2 separate regions of the Homo sapiens genome follow, and region 2 is linked to region 1. Evidence: chromatin loops called from intact Hi-C (ENCODE). Cell type or tissue: OCI-LY7. All regions are shown on one strand.

Evidence for each region. Peaks named below come from ENCODE experiments on the same cell type or tissue, not always from the same donor. Only the 100,000 strongest peaks of a DNase experiment are listed, where the experiment ranks them.
Region 2: a loop joins it to region 1, with 2.1 times the contacts of the local background. A loop is called at or near these places in 1 of 110 quality-filtered maps.

Annotation. Positions count from the first base shown.
Region 1 is chr1:103,102,817-103,110,816 of GRCh38, forward strand. COL11A1 (collagen type XI alpha 1 chain) reads right to left here and starts at 5,706. Exons shown (of 67, transcript NM_001854.4): 1 at 5,257-5,706. The coding sequence starts at 5,362. In OCI-LY7, CTCF peaks have their summits at 3,695 (motif pointing right) and 3,901; a DNase peak (open chromatin) is centred at 3,685.
Region 2 is chr1:103,230,326-103,238,325 of GRCh38, forward strand. LOC124904593 (a long non-coding RNA gene) reads right to left here and starts at 1,656. Exons shown (of 2, transcript XR_007067034.1): 1 at 1,466-1,656; 2 at 1-1,224. RefSeq lists a silencer at 2,226-2,383. In OCI-LY7, no CTCF peak of the experiment used is centred here; no DNase peak of the experiment used is centred here.

The DNA of each region.
Region 1 (8,000 bases):
TGGCCATGTATTGCTTTTCCCTAAAAACAGAAAGACTCTTAATTTGGTGGGAATACTAGTTGAAGACTGGACTTCTAGAAATAAATTTTGAGATAGAAAATCAAAATTTTCCTCCCTTACATCCCTGCAATTTCACATGTGGTAATTAAATTTGTAATAGTTGTTGACAACACAACAGATATCATGGTAGCCTACTAAGAGTGACTACTTCCTATACATTAACTGCCCATTTATGCCTAAGCTAACAGATACTTATGTAATTTCAGATACTTTGACAATCCAAAATAAAAACCTTTATTAGAATTTGCACTACTACGTTCTCTCCTATTTTTTTCTTCAGTTTGCCACTTGTTTAAAAAAAAACTGTTAAACAAACAACACACAAGTGTGTCATAATGATTATCTGACATTAATAAAAGTCATACTATATGTATACATAAAATATATGTCATCCAATCAATTGAAATTAACCTGAAAATATCAGAAATTTGCCATTTTTTATTTGAAATAAATATATAATTTTCTAAGCTTCTTAGAAATTCAAAGTTGGACCTAGTCTTCTATTAACAACTTTAGAGAGCATACAAAACTATGTTCTTAATCCAGCAATGAATAGAGTATTACGCCTTCTACTTTGATGTAATCTTATAAAATGACATAATTAAGAATACAAATGATCAAAAATTACCTTTCTTCAAAGGTAGTAAATAGAGTATTTAAAAAATTCATTCTGTAACTATTTTCTATTTAAATTTCTTTATATAAGACATTTTCACTATATCTACCTTCTCACTAATCTAAACTCTAGCAAATATATGGTCTAATAATTTCAGACTTCTGGAAATAAATATAGCGATAATATATCGAATTCTTTCTCTTTTACTTCCTTGTAATTTCACATATGGTAATTAAATTTGTAATAGTTGTTGATTGCACAACAGATATCATGGTAGTCCATTGAGAGTGAGTACTTCCCATAAATTAAATGTCAATTTTTTCCTGAGCTAAAAGGTACTTACATTAGTTTCAGGTGTTTTGACAATCCAAAATAAAACTTTAATTAGAACTTGCACTACTAAGTTCTCTCCTCTCATTCCATTGTCTCAGACTTCTATTATTTAAAATTCTTTTGATCACCATTACAGATCTTCACTCTACTCAGAAAAACCTTGAATATTACAAGAATATTTTTTATGAGGAAGAGTATTCAGCTGACAACTTTTTGTGTCTTAGTTTCCTCATTTATTGAGAAGGTAAGATTGATTAGCAATTTCTATAATTTCTAGTGCTAGCATTCTCTTTTAAAAATCTTATATAAACACCTTTTTTTAACCTTTTAAAAATTCAGCTTGTATTACACAGAGACTCTCAACCAAACTTGATTTAAATCCTTGTTATCATGAAATAGCCAGCATCTCACTAAATTAATCAGAGTGAAGAGAATTTATCCTAGGAAAAAGCAAATTTTTAGAAAAGAAAGGTGACTCTTTATACAATTTTCTTAGCTAGAAAGCCAACCCATAAATTTGAAAAGAGATGTTTGCTTTGCTGTATTTTAAGGATAACTTAACATGAACAACCATGTGGTTCTATTTTAGTCACAAATTGAAGAAAATAAAAAACCGAAAAAATATTAATTTTTTACCAATTATGTTATGCAAATACATTTCTCACTTTGCTACTGCATAACTTTGTTTAAAACTATACAAATACCTTTTAGAGAATAACTTCTATAAAGTATCCCCTCAGTTAAGTATTAATTATGAAGCAAATTGTCACTTTAAGATATTAAGAAACTTAATTTCAAAACTAATGGACAACTAGGTAAAAGAATCTGTGCCACCTAAACTGAAGCTATGTGTGTAAAGCATGCAGAAAGGTGTTTCTCTTTAGTCTATATTCTTTCTCTATTATAGTCCTGATCAATTTTGAATTTAAAAAACAAATGGAAAGACATAATATTAATGAGTTTAGCAAACACTGCATTTCTTATCAGAAGCATATCTGAGTTTCTGATTTCTGATTAAGGAACCAAATGGACAAATTCGATCTCTTTGCACTGTTGGACTAGCACATACTCTGGAAGCCAGGACCATTTCACCTGCTGATCCTGGGCACTCAAAACTACACTTCTTCAGGGCTCACTATCGATTCCTGACAAGCTTCCAAAGTTCCCAGTTTGATCAGCCTTTTACAAGATACAGTATTGGCTTAACTGCCAAAGGTTAAATGTAATTTTAATTAGTAAAAAGTGATTCAATTAGATTTTTTTTTTTTAGTGCTTCATTATAGCTAAGTCTAACTCTTACTTAAAACCCTTACATAAACTCATCTATCTTAAGATAATCATAGTGTGGTCACTATGAATTCCAGGTAAACCCCACCTCCTGTGAATAGTAAGTAATGGACTAACTGCCAAAGAATATCAATAAATCGCTGAGATACATCATTTACTTTAAAAATAAACATATATATGAAACATAAAATTGAAGTTAATGTAAATAAATATTTATAAAAATCACACTTAACCTTGTTATTCTAAATCACAGCAAGGATTGATTTTTAATGAGTATAATAAATATTTCCAAGTTATAGTTTGATTTTTCAAAGTAAAATAATATGACTAGGTATGAAGTCATAAATTTTCTTTAATCCATTCACTTCCAAGAAATTTCTCTATATTATTTTCTTTAGAGTCTAACTTTGTTTTGAACTCAGATGTTTTAAGGTTTTAATGTTTTAATTTTATATAAAAGTAGTATCTGTTTTAAATTATCTTTGTGCTTAATATCCAAATCTTATCACTGTACCTCAATGAAATCAATGTCATAGTATGATGCTGGGATATAATATCTTTATTTAGAAATTGGTATAAAATCTTACTTCAACCACAAATCTAAAGGTTATTATCAGAAGTGGACACTGGGTTTATTTTTCCCTTGTGTGGTGATTCAGGATTTGTAGCCAATGTTTTCTTTTTAAGCATTAATATACTATTATTCCCTTTTTGAAGTTAATTAAGGGATAAGAATGCCTACAAAAGTGGATTTATGTTAATATGTGGCCTCCCAGGAAAAATGAGCACTAAACAGCTTGATAAAACACATAACAAAATCTTAAAATATAAATATCTAAACTACCACTTAACTTTCAGGGCATTTCATGAAGAAGAAACCCAACAAAATCTAATCCTTATACTTTGCTATTTCTATCATTACTTGGCTTCATAAAAATAGGGAAAGTTGTTTTCCCACCATTTATTTGATGTGGTACTGGGATGCTGTTTAAAAGTGTTTCAGGTATGTTGCTAGACTGAAAATAGAAAATTTATGCATGAAAAGTACAGAAATTTGATATTAAAAAATATTCACATATCGCCACAGAAAGGCTCAATGTGGAAAATAAAAATAAATAGCTTCAGTAAAATAATCCCTGAATCCATGCAAAAGTGTCTCTCGGAGCTTGTATTTCATCCATCACCGAAGAAATTCTCAGTTCCTATAATTTTCAATAAATAGCTGCCATTACAATATTCTCATTTACATGCGTGTGTGACATGCTGAAAAAGAAATGGCATATCCATTTTTCCTTAATCAAAGGTCCTTTTCCAGTACCACTGTAGTTAAGAGGGACTTACAGAGGCCTCATGTCCCACGGTAGACGCAGGAATTCTAAATAATAAACAAAACCAGCAGAGGGCAGAACTGCTGACAGAATTGACCAATCCAACCGGTGACCAGGTACCAAAAGTAAAATACAAACTTTTTGATGGATTTCACTTTCAAAGACACTCTTATCTATCCTTGAAAATGTGGAAATGAATGAATCAACATAATTAATCAACATAATAACTCCTTTCAAAATTCAAATATAGTCCTAATAGGACTTTCACTGTATTTAGCAGGAAAAGTCACCCAAGGGAATAATCTAGCGCTGCCTGCTACTCGGGAAGCTGAAAGCCACTAAGCGTGTGGAAGGAATAACCTGGTCTCAGAGATCGGCCTCCGGGAGGGCTGACTCTCATTAGGGAGAGCTCAGATCTTGGCATCTAGACCCAGGGCCACACTCAAGTTTCTGCTAAAGCCTACGCATTTGGGCTTGACCATTTTTATCTCCCTTGACCCAACCTCGTCAGTCACCCTCCTTCCTATCCCCCAGCTTCTTTCTGCACTCCTCACAAAGCTTGCTTTCTACTCTAAGCTGTCTGGGCTCCCTGACCTCCAAAGGCTTTCGCCTGCCAGTCGATTCTAAGGCACCTAACGGACCGCTCCAGCCAGATGCCTTTTCGGGAAAGGGCGGGGGAAAGAGGGAGGGAGAAGGCGGAGGGGAGGAGTGAAGTCGCTCTCCCTCCGTGGGTACTGACAGGGTTGCAGACTTCCGAGCAGGTCTGGCCATTGAATATTTGGTGGTGCCACGTAGGAACTGTTCCTTACCTCTCTCCTCCCACCCTACCCACACCCCCTCCCCTTCCCTCCCAATCCCTAGTCCTCCGCCCCCACCCCATTTGCTTGGCGACTTTCATCATTCTCCAAGAGAACTGCACGTCCAACCTGCAAGAAGAAGCGGAGGGGTGGGGTGGGGGGAGTCACTGAAATTCAGGGGAAAGTGTTCTCCCTATCTTGAACCTATTCCTAATAATCTGCCAATTTTTGTCCACTTAAAATAGATTGACCCTCCCCCGCCCCCCAAACACACAGAGTGTTCCTAATCTTCTAGATTCACCCCCCTGGTTTCTCTTATATCCCCAAAACTAAAACAGCCTGCTTCTCACTTGGTTGCAGACAAAGAACTTTATCAAGGTTCATTTTATACCCTTTATATTTTCTCCTCAGCTCACCCTTAAAAAGATATTCCCATTAGTTAGAATCTGAAGAAACCAGATGTGTTCCAAGGGCAGTCTAAAGACTGTGCCTCAAACAAAAGCTTTGTATAACTGCCCTTGTGTTCAAGGTAATATTTTTCCTCTTTTCAAAGAGGCTGGAAAGTGGTGAAGGGCATTTTCAGCAGGCTCTCCTCCTGACAGATCTTTTTTTCCTGCTACCTACCTCGTCTCCCTTTATTGTCCCGCCTACATTCATCTCTTTCTCCAGTTTCCAATTCCAACCTGGTAGCAGCTACAATCTGGATTGTATTTAAGGGAATTGCTTTTTTTTTTTTTTCTTGAAGAGCGGGGAGGAAGGGTAAAGTGGGGGGAGGGGCGCAGAAGCAGTAGGACCGACGGCAATCTCCCACCTCCCCAAATCCATTTTTTCTTACCTCCTCTGACCTCTCTAGCTTGGAAGAGGAAGGTCAATGCGAGGGTTGTTACGGTGAAATCCCAGAGCCACCGTTTCGTTTTCCACCTAGAGGACCACGGCTCCATCTCCGAGCCCCGCACTCACAACTGTGAACTCAACCCACGAAATTGCGACTGCAGACCAACTTCGTCCTTTCCAAGGTATCGCCAGGGATGTTTGCTACACAGCCATTGGGGAGGGAGAGGGGGAAAAAGTCAAAGGGCTTTTTCTTCTAAATTTGATGGTTTGCGTTCTTCGTGTCTCTAGCCCTTTCCTCTCCCTCTGAGTTGGCCCCACCGGCCGGGACCCTCCGGCCGCGACCCTCTGATCCTTCCTCTGCCGGGCCCTGCCTTCAGAATGAAGGCAGATGAGGGGCTTCCACCAACAAGCTGAGAGTACTGTGTGCCCCTAAAGGCTTCATGCCGTCAGTGGGCTGGACGAGTGGCTCCGGGCAGCCCCCTCCTCCGCCCACTCCCCTCCCTGCTCCCAGCTCCCCCTCCCAGGGCGAAACTGACAAGCAGGCTGAGGGTCAGACCCAATCACACGACTCTGGGGCGGCCCCAAGCCCGCCCCCGCCTCCCTCAGCCCAAGAATGAGGACTCCGAGCAGGCCCAGCCCACCAACCACCCCCCATCTCCCCACTCCTCTCCTCCCTCCTCGCCTACCAAATCCCCGAGAAAAAATGGGAGGGAGTTACGGGGGACGCGTGCTTGGCTCCAGCACTTTGGGAATGAAAGGAATTGCAGGAGAGCCCCGGAGCACACGGAGTTTTCAAGGAGCTTCTGTATTCAATAAAAACAGCTACTTGTCTACTTGCACCCGTCTGTTAGCCTCTCGCTGGTCGGCGGGAGAGGGGAGGAGGCCAGCGCCTGATCGGCCACACCGCTGGAGTCCTGGGCTGGCAGCGGTAACCTTATCCTTGTGCAAAAATCTGCTTCGTATGGCAGACGTGGAACCAGTGGACTCATTGCGCTGCCTACTCTGAAAAGTGTTTTTATTTTTATTTTTTTAACCCAATAATTAGAAGAAAGGAATGAAGATAGAATGGAGGGACCCTAGAAGTCAAAACCTAGAGCATGTAGGGAAGTCCTCTTTGGAGATCTGAAACTGACAGGTTTATCTCTTAAACGTTTAAATTCAGCACTAGGTTCATTCAGTGGCTTTCCTCTTAAAAGAGTTGAACTGTACTCTGAGGGAGAAGGAGGAAAAAATTTATGGGAGCTGACATTAAGAGGGTGAGTAATTTAATTTTCCAGCTGATTCTGTTCTGATCCTGGATGAGGGGGTACTGAGGAGTGTGTAGAAAAGGCGAGGAAAGCAACTAGCAGAAATCTCCAAGAGGCTCGGCCCACAGCTCCTCATTAAGGGCCTGGCCCTGGCCCTCAGCCTCGGGAGCCAAAAACGTGGTCACTCCACAGTGAGAGTAATGAAGAGGGCAGGTTTCTAAATTCCCTCTCTACTTAACCCATCCTCAAAGTAATCCTCTTACACCTGGAATATAGATTCCCAAGTCACTTTTTCCACGTTAAAATCATTCCATTCTATTGACTCCTTTTTGTTCGTTAATAATTCCTAAGATGTTTCTCTCAAAGATTTTCTGGAACAGTGCCCATCAGGGTGCCAGCATACATTAGCCACTCAATAGAGATGGGTTGGATGAATGAACACATTTTTCTGTTGACAAAGACTAGAAGCATTGGCCAGGGCCTACTTTGAGTATTTAAGTCATTTAAATGCTTAAAGGCCCTCAACTAAGTTTACTGGGTACATATGTTCAATTCTACAGCTGCCACTAATCTTTAGGAACTCAGTTTTCTATTAGTCATCAAAATATGCCTCATGATCTATCAGATTACATCAAATCTCTTCATGCAGTTTAAAATTGGAAGAAAGGTGATCAAAGACTAGATTGAGCCCTTATAGGGGTATAACAGCATGAACAGAGACATATAAACTGAAGAAAGCAACTAGAAAATACCTTCAATATAAATATCACTCTCCATAACAAAGAACTACTCCTTTATCAAGAAGCTATCTCTTAGATCACAGGTAAAAAAATACTTGACATTTGTAATGCTGTTGGCAGAATGTTTGGGATGCCTCATATCAGCTGCAGAGAAATATCATCAACTAGTTCTTCAGATTACAACCTTAAACTGTTGGTTAAAATAATTTAATATCATATTGCATTTGAACCTGAAATGCACAATTACAAATTAAGACCCTTACAGTAAAAATATATGTATTTACCATCTTCATTATCCCTCATCGTCTCACAGATGGAAAATTTGTATATATTGGCTGTTTCCAAACTTGTGTACAAACTGATTTTTCTGTCGACTCTTCAGATATTTTAAAAATTACTTTTTACATCTTCTCTCAAATGTAAAATAGTGAAATGAATGCAAGTTTAGAAATACGTATTTGTGAAGCTGCCAGAATTCTAAATCAATTCAATAGCCAGAGAGAGTTACGGTGCTTGTAGCAACATGTACAAATGGTGTTCCAAATTGTCTCTTAATAGCTCTCAAATTTATTGAGAGTTCTGGGGCCTGATACTGTTCTAGAAGGTGAGAAATGATGCAGTCAATCTAGCAGTCCCTACTTTCTGGTCACAACTCAGACCTTCTCACTGCTGTGAAAGGGTCCTTTCAGGCAAAGCATCTTGGGTGAATAGAGTTATTACCACCTTATGCTCTCTGTACGTTGTGGTCTGAATTCCTC
Region 2 (8,000 bases), 130 kb after region 1:
TTTCAGAAAAAAGATCCATAGAAAGTTGTCATAAAAAGAACACCCGGTGGTTTATTTATAAGTTTCTGTTGTCATCAAGCTCTCCATTGAACTTATACTCTATAGTGAGAATAGTAAATCTAACAGATTTCTCATTCACTTGGGTTTAATATATATATACACACATATATGTACATATATGTACATACATACATATATATGTACATACATACATATATATGTACATACATACGTACATACATACATATATATGTACATACATACATATATATGTACCCATGTATGTACATATATGTATATATGTACATACATATATATGTATATATATACTATATATATGTATTTTTTGCAAAAGTGTTTAATTGTATTTTATACAAATTAGAAAAATGTATTTCCCTTTTAGGAGAGTATATTTTTTGGGGTAAAATACTAAAGTACAGAAATGAATATTCTAAGGTACTTAATGCTTTGAGATACTTAAATTAGCAGTCCCATAAAACAAGCAACTTAACCAGAATCAATTTGAGTAAACTTGCCTAAAACAAAAATTATTTTTGCTATACAATGCAAGAAACTATTTTTAATCATTTATAAATATAATATTAAGTATTATATATTTTATTTTTATGTAAAGTCTTTTATATATTTTTTCATTCACACATAATTTTAGTAACATTCATTTATAGAAGCAAAATTATTGACAAAGTTATTTAATTACAATTCTTGTATTCTTGTATTCCAAAATTATATTTGTCAAACCATAACTTTTACTTTCCTTTTCAAAAGCAATATCCAATATGTAACTATTTAGTTACTTTGGTCACCTTAAATTCCAATTATACCATGGTGCTTCATAGAACTATCTGTGTACAACTCTGGATTGTTGAAGTATTATATCAATTCATCATTGTTCTTTTTCTAATTTAGCTTTTTGTTTAGTGAACGTATCTTTAAAGCTTTGTTAAATATTAGGGTAGCCCCATAAATTATATGTTCGTAATTATTAAACAAACTCAGATCTTGATTACTGATAAAGAATATTAATTGCGCAGCTACCTATCTTCATCAGTTTTGGATATCCATGCTGATTTTGTGTAGGGAAAATAGAAAGTAGCTAATAATCTACTTTATTGGAATGGGGAAACCTTCTGAGACAAGAAGAGCGTGAGGATCCACCCCTGAGCCAAACAGGAATCTATATCTGGAAAGTCCAGTTCATATAGTCTGCAAAAATAAACATAAGAGAAAAATAAGTAAATAAATAAAAACAAATCAAAAGAGAATCAAGCAACAAAACAACCACAGTAACAAAAAACACCTAAAGATTCTGTGTCCAAAAAATGTAACCAGACTTGCTAGCGAATTAGCATCTGCAATAATAGGAATAGAATTTCTTGATGAGAGAATGTCCTGAGAGCCATGGGATTAAGGTCTTTTGAGATAGGATCCAGCTTCTTAGACCTACCTTACTGGCAAACCACTCAAAGAAAGCCCTTATGCTGCAAACAGAGGGATCAACTTCAGACAGGAAACAAGCATATATTTCTTTTTTCATACCTGGTAAAACATACAAACAGAAAGATAAATCAAAGACAGGAAGTAGACATGCACATCTTACTCTCCAGACTTAGTATAAGCCTCTAAGACAGTATTCCAGTTGGGTTCCTCACAACAAGATCTGTGCACACCCTCCCTCATAGGCCAGCCAGCACAGAATTGCTTCTGATGTCTTCAGGCCCTGTCTTCTTTCAGCTAGCACATTCCCTACCTTGGCTGAAAATAACAGCTGTAGGTTTGGATTGCTGCCCACAGGATACCAATAGCCCTTGTATACAAGAATGAGAAGAAAGATTATTTCTCTTGCACTGCTGACAGATGGAGAAGAAAAGGGTTAGTAAAAACATAACAATTTGAAAATGATTTTAAGCTGAAATTTTTGCTTTTCTATTCTTAACTTAATATAAGACTTCAGACAAAAATTTATTGAATATATAACTGGTGCTAGTTATAGATTTTAGGTACAGAGAATTCAGCAGTAAAAAAGAGGCAAATCCCTGTTTTCATAATACTTATATTCTGCTCATCTTGTCTTGCTGTAGGCTTGTTTTATACAAGGATGTCGCTGTCTTTTTTTTAAAGCTTAACTGAGATATATTTTACATACCATAAAATTTGCCCATGTAAAGTGGTCAATTTAATAGTGTTTAGTATGTTCACAGTTGTGGGGATCATCAGAACCTCATTTTAGAGCATTTTTGTCACCCTCAAAAGCAAACTGGCCAGGCACAGTGGCTCATGCCTGTAAATCCCAGCACTTTGGGAGTCCAAGATGGGAGGATCACCTGAGGTCAGGAGTTCGAAACCAGCCTGGCCAGCATGGGGAAACTCCGTCTCTACTAAAAATACAAAAATTAGCTGGGCATGGTGGTGGGCTCCTGTAATCCCAGCTACTTGGGACGCTGAGGCAGGAGAATCACTTGAACCTGGGAGGCGGAGGTTGCAGTGAGCCGAGATTACATCACTGCACTCCAGCCTGGGCAACAGAGTGAGACTCAGTCTCAAACAAAACAAAACAAAACAAAACAACAAAAGAAAACTCACACCCAATACAGGTACTCCTCTCTCCATCCTCCTAGTTCAAGGCAACCAGTAATATACTTTTTGTAATGTATGTATATATAGGTATGCTAATTTTGTACTTTTTATATAAATGGAATCATCTAATATGTAATCCTTTTGTTCTTTAACTAACCACAATGTTTTTAAGATGTATCCATATTGTAGCATGAATCAGTACTTCATTCCTCTTTGAGGATATCTGCTTGCTTGTACAGTTAATTTAAAATGAGATCTGTCCTAGTTTATGCCTTTTTTAGACTTTCCCATACTCTGTAGAAAATTTCACTTTTAATTGAGAATAAACTTTGAATGAGATGGTTTAATTATAGAACTAGAAAATACTGGGAGAGCATCTAGTCAACTTACAGGCTATATAAAGCAAACAAATAAGAATTATTGTGATCACAACATAATGCCTGTTTAATATTATTTTTATAAAAGTATTGCAAAAAAATTACCCATAAAATTATATACCCTATAATTTTCACTAGTGTCTTCTCTATCTCTCAATTTAATGTACCATCCATTATATAAAATTTTAAAAAGATATCAGCCAGTAAAATCATATCTATCATCAATATCTATCCAACTATTTTTCTAGACTGCCTGAAGTCTTACAGAATATATCTTTTTTAAAAAATCACAATGAAGAGTGCTTGAGATTTTAATGTTGGAAAACAAGATGAAAATTTTGCAGTCTTTTCAGAATTTACAAATAAGCTCTTTGGCTTCTAGACGAAATAAATATAGCAGAGTACATGTCATCTAAACAGCACCCACCACAGTTTTTTTGAAAGTATTCAGTCTCCACTTAAGCTTACATTCCTCAAGTAAAAAGATCCATTTAAACAATTATATATCAAATGACTTGGAAGTTTCTAACGAAATGCCTTTACATTTTCTTGAACTTTATTTAACTCTTATCCTGAGGTTTTCTTATGGTACTCATATTTATTTTATATTTTAATTTCTGTATGACTTCTGGTGTTGTAGCATTTTTACTTTCAATTAATGTTTCTGGACTAAAACCTCTCTTCTCTTTTTCCCAACAATATCAACAAGTAGACTCCTTAGGTATTATGAGTTATGTTTAAATGTTCCTTTCTGTAATTACTGTAATATAAGTGCAGGTGCCATGCTCAGAGTTTGTATTTCAAAATTATACCTACATTTCCAGAGTAGGTGTCTGCCTCAACGTGTACTCAGAATTATTTACGTAGTATTCATTTTAACTGACTTCCTATTTCATCATTGATGGTAGAACTTGAGGAGTTTTAGGAATTCCATTTAAACATTTAGTCCCATTTGACATATGTAAATAGTGCAGGAATCTCTTACCGATTTACAAAACTTGAATGTAGCTATTATTTAGCTTGGTTCTTTTCCTATATTTAATACACTTTTCCTATATTTAATACACTCTTAAATCCTAATTTATATTTTATTAAAATATAATTTATATTAACTTATATTTTAAGATCTATTTTCATCAGTCCTTAAGGTCCATATTAAGGTATATATTAAGAACAAGAAAAGTTGATGTGGTAAAGAGAGGTAAACAGTAAAATATTATCTCAGAGAGCCACTTGAGAAAAATGTCTCAGGAAGAAACTTGAATGCATGTTTCAAAAGAAGTAACTGCCTCTTAATTGCAGCAAGGATTCCCAATCTCTATGACCTTACCTCCAGTTTTTCTCTAGCCTTCTTATCAAGGCTGCAAGATCCTGCACAACTGCTCAGGCTTAAGCCATAATGGAGAAAGAACACAAATGCCTAGACCAAGTAAGATTTCTGGTGCTGAAAGTTTGGACAGGCTCTGATCTATAGAAAATGTGTATTTTATGCCAGAAACATTTTCATATTGAGTCCAGCTAAAAGCAGCACATAACAATTAAATAACTTTTGGTTGGCAAGCTGGGGATAAATCTAGGATTGTTTGTTAGGGTTCTAAAGTTATCTTTTAAGCTTTCCTTGAGTGTCACCTCCTTGCCTCCAGGAGTGCAATGTGAACATTTGGGACTTACTTGTGGTTCTCAGTTTAATGACATTCTTAGTGTTCTCTCTCCATAGTTCTCAAACCTAAGTCCTTCCTCAGCTTCTTTAGAAGTTTCTACAAAGACCCCATAGGCTCTGTGACCTCATAACTACAAGTTATAATTTTATAATACATAGATTGGATTTCCATGGTTCTTATTTTATCTTTTTTAAATCACAGGACAATAATTATATTTATATTGGTTTCTTTCAGTAACTTTGTATTAATCTTTTAGACACCTACGATTTTATAGGACTATATTTATAGGAATATTTATAGAAATATGTAGAAATAGGAAATATAGAACTAAAAGGAACAACTCTGAAGCATCAGATGCTAAACAAGATGGGTGATATAGTTTGACTGTGTCCCCGTTCATATATCCACTTGAATTTTATCTCCCAGAATTCCCACATGTTGTGGGAGGAACCCAGGGGGACGTAATTAAATCATGGGGGCTGGTCTTTCCAATGCTATTCTTGTGATAGTGAATAAGTCTCATGAGATCTGACGATTTTATAAGGCAGAGTTTCCCTGCACAAGTGCTCTCTTTGCCTGCTGCAATCCATGTAAGATGTGATTTGCTCCTCCTTGCCTTCCACCATGATTGTGAGGCTTCCCTGGCCAAGTGAAAGAGGTTCACTACACCTCTTTCTTGTATAAATTGTCCAGCCTCTGGTATGTCTTTGTCAGCAGCATGAAAACAGACTAATTCAGTAAATTGGTACTAGTAGAGTCAGACATTGTTGAGAAGATACCCAAAAATATGGAAGCGACTTTGGAACTGGGTAACAGGCAGAGGTTGGAGCAGTTTGGAGGGCTCAGAAGGAGACAGGAAAATGTGGAAAAGTTTGGAACTTCCTAGAGGCTTGTTGAATGTCTTTCACAAAAATGCTGATAGTGATATGAACAATAAGGTCCAGGCTGAGGTGGTCTCAGATGGAGATGAGGAACTTGGGAAGTGGAGGAAAGGTGACTCTCGTTATGTTTTAGCAAAGAGACTGGGAACATTTCACCCCTGGTGTAGAGATCTGTGGAACTTTGAACTTGAGAGAGATGATTTAGGATATCTGGCAGAAGAAATTTCTAAGCAGCAAAGTAATCTATATGACTTGGGTGCTGTTGAAGGCATTCAGTTTCATAAGGGAAACAGAGCAGCATAAAAGTTCAAAAAAATTTACAGCCTGACAATGCAATAGAAAAGAAAATCTCATTTTCTCAGGAGAAATTCAAGCCAGTTGCAGAAATGTGTGTAAGTAATGAGGAGCCAAATGTTAATCCCCAAGACGATGGGGAAAATGTCTCCAGGGCATGACAGAAGTCTTCATGGCAACCCCTGCAATAACAGGCCCAGAGCCTAGGAGGAAAAAATGGTTTCATGGGCCAGGCCTAGGGTCCCTGTGCTGTGTTCAGGCCTTCGGGTGCACAGAAGTCAAGAATAATTGAGGGGAATATCCACCTAGATTTCAGAGGATTTATGGAAAATGCCTGGATGCACACAGAAGTTTGCTGCAGGGGCGGGGCTTCCAGGGAAAACTTGTGCTAGGGTAGTGCAGAAGGGAAATGTGGGGTCAGTGCACCCACACAGAGTCCCTACTGGGGCACCACCTAGTGGAGCTGTGAGAAGAGGGCCACCATCCTCCAGACCCCAGAATGTTAGATCCACTGACAGCTTGCACTGTGTGCCTGGAAAAGCTGCATTCAACACCAGCCCATGAAAGCAGCTAGGAGGGAGGCTGTACCCTGCAATGCCACAGAGGCAGAGCTACCCAGGGCCATGGGAACCCACCTCTGGCATCAGCATGACCCAGATGCAAGACATAGAGTCAAAGGAGATCATTTTGGAGCTTTAAGATTTGACTGTCCTGCTGGATTTCAGACTTGCATGGGGCCAGTAGCCCCTTTGTTTTGGCCAATTTCTCTCATTTGGAATGGCTGTATTTACCCAAAGCCTGTACCCGCATTGTTTCCAGGAAGTAATTAACTTGCTTTTTATTTCACAGGCTCATAGGTAGAAGGGACTTGCCTTGCCTCAGATAAGACTTTGGACTGTGGACTTTTGGGTTAATGCTGAAATGAGTTAAGAGTTTGGGGGACTGTTGGGAAGGCATGATTGGTTTTGAAATGTGAGGACAAGAGATTTGGAGGGGACAGAGGCAGAGTGATATGGTTTGGCTGTGTCTCCATACATGAATACTTGAATTGTATCTCCCAGAATTCCCACGTTATGGGAGGGACCCCGGGGGAGGTAATTGAATCATGGGGGCCAGTCTTTCCCATGCTATTCTCATGATAGTGAATAAGTCTCATGAGATCTGATGGGTTTATCAAGGGTTACTGCTTTTGCTTCTTCCTCATTTTTCTCTTGCTGCCACCATGTAAGATGTGCCTTTCACCTCCTGCCATGATTCTGAGGCCTCCCCAGCCATATACAACTGTAAGTCCAATTAAATTTTTTTGTTCCCAGTTTCAGATGTGTCTTTATCAGTAGCGTGAAAATGAAATAATACAATGGGTGATACGTAAGGTGGTCACACATCTTGGTTTGCATGTTTTCCTACAGTGATTATCAATAGCATAACCTTTCTGTCTTAGTCTATTTTTGTGTTGCTATAAAGGAACACTTGAGGATGGATAATTTATAAAGAAAAAAAGTTTATTTGACTCACAGTTCTGCAGGTTGTACAAGAAGTGTGGTGCTACCATCTGCCTCTGGTGAGGCCCTCAGCTGCTCTTCCTCATAGCTGAAGGTGAATCACATGGAGTGAGAGAGAGAAGGGGGAAAGGTATCAGGCTCTATTTAACAATCAGTTCTTGTGGGAACTAATAGAGTAAGAAATCACTCATTACTTTGAGCACTACACAAAGCCATTCATGAGGGATTTGCCTCCGTGACTCAAACACCTCTCATTAGGCTGTCAACTCCAACATGGAGAGTCAAATTTCAACAAGATTTGGAGGGATCAAACAAGTCATATCCAAACTATAGCACTTTTATACCCAAAAACGTTCTGATCTGAACAAGTTATATGGTTAACCATATGTATTTATGCATTTGTCTCCCCCAACATTCTATAGCTTAGCTGTGCATAGGCACTTTTTTGTTGTTTTTCCTTGTGGGACTTCATTGATTTGAGCTGTAGGCATCATACAATGTCATTGAGTGCTGATGGGTAATGATCTTCATTTACAAGCATTCAAAATCACAGAGTATATTAACTCCCTCTCTACAACTATCCCTAGGCTTTCCCTAGAAAGTACCTCTTTTTAAAACAACTGTATTGATATATAATTGAAATATAAAATGTGTATATGTTTAACTTGTATGATGTGATGCTTTGATATC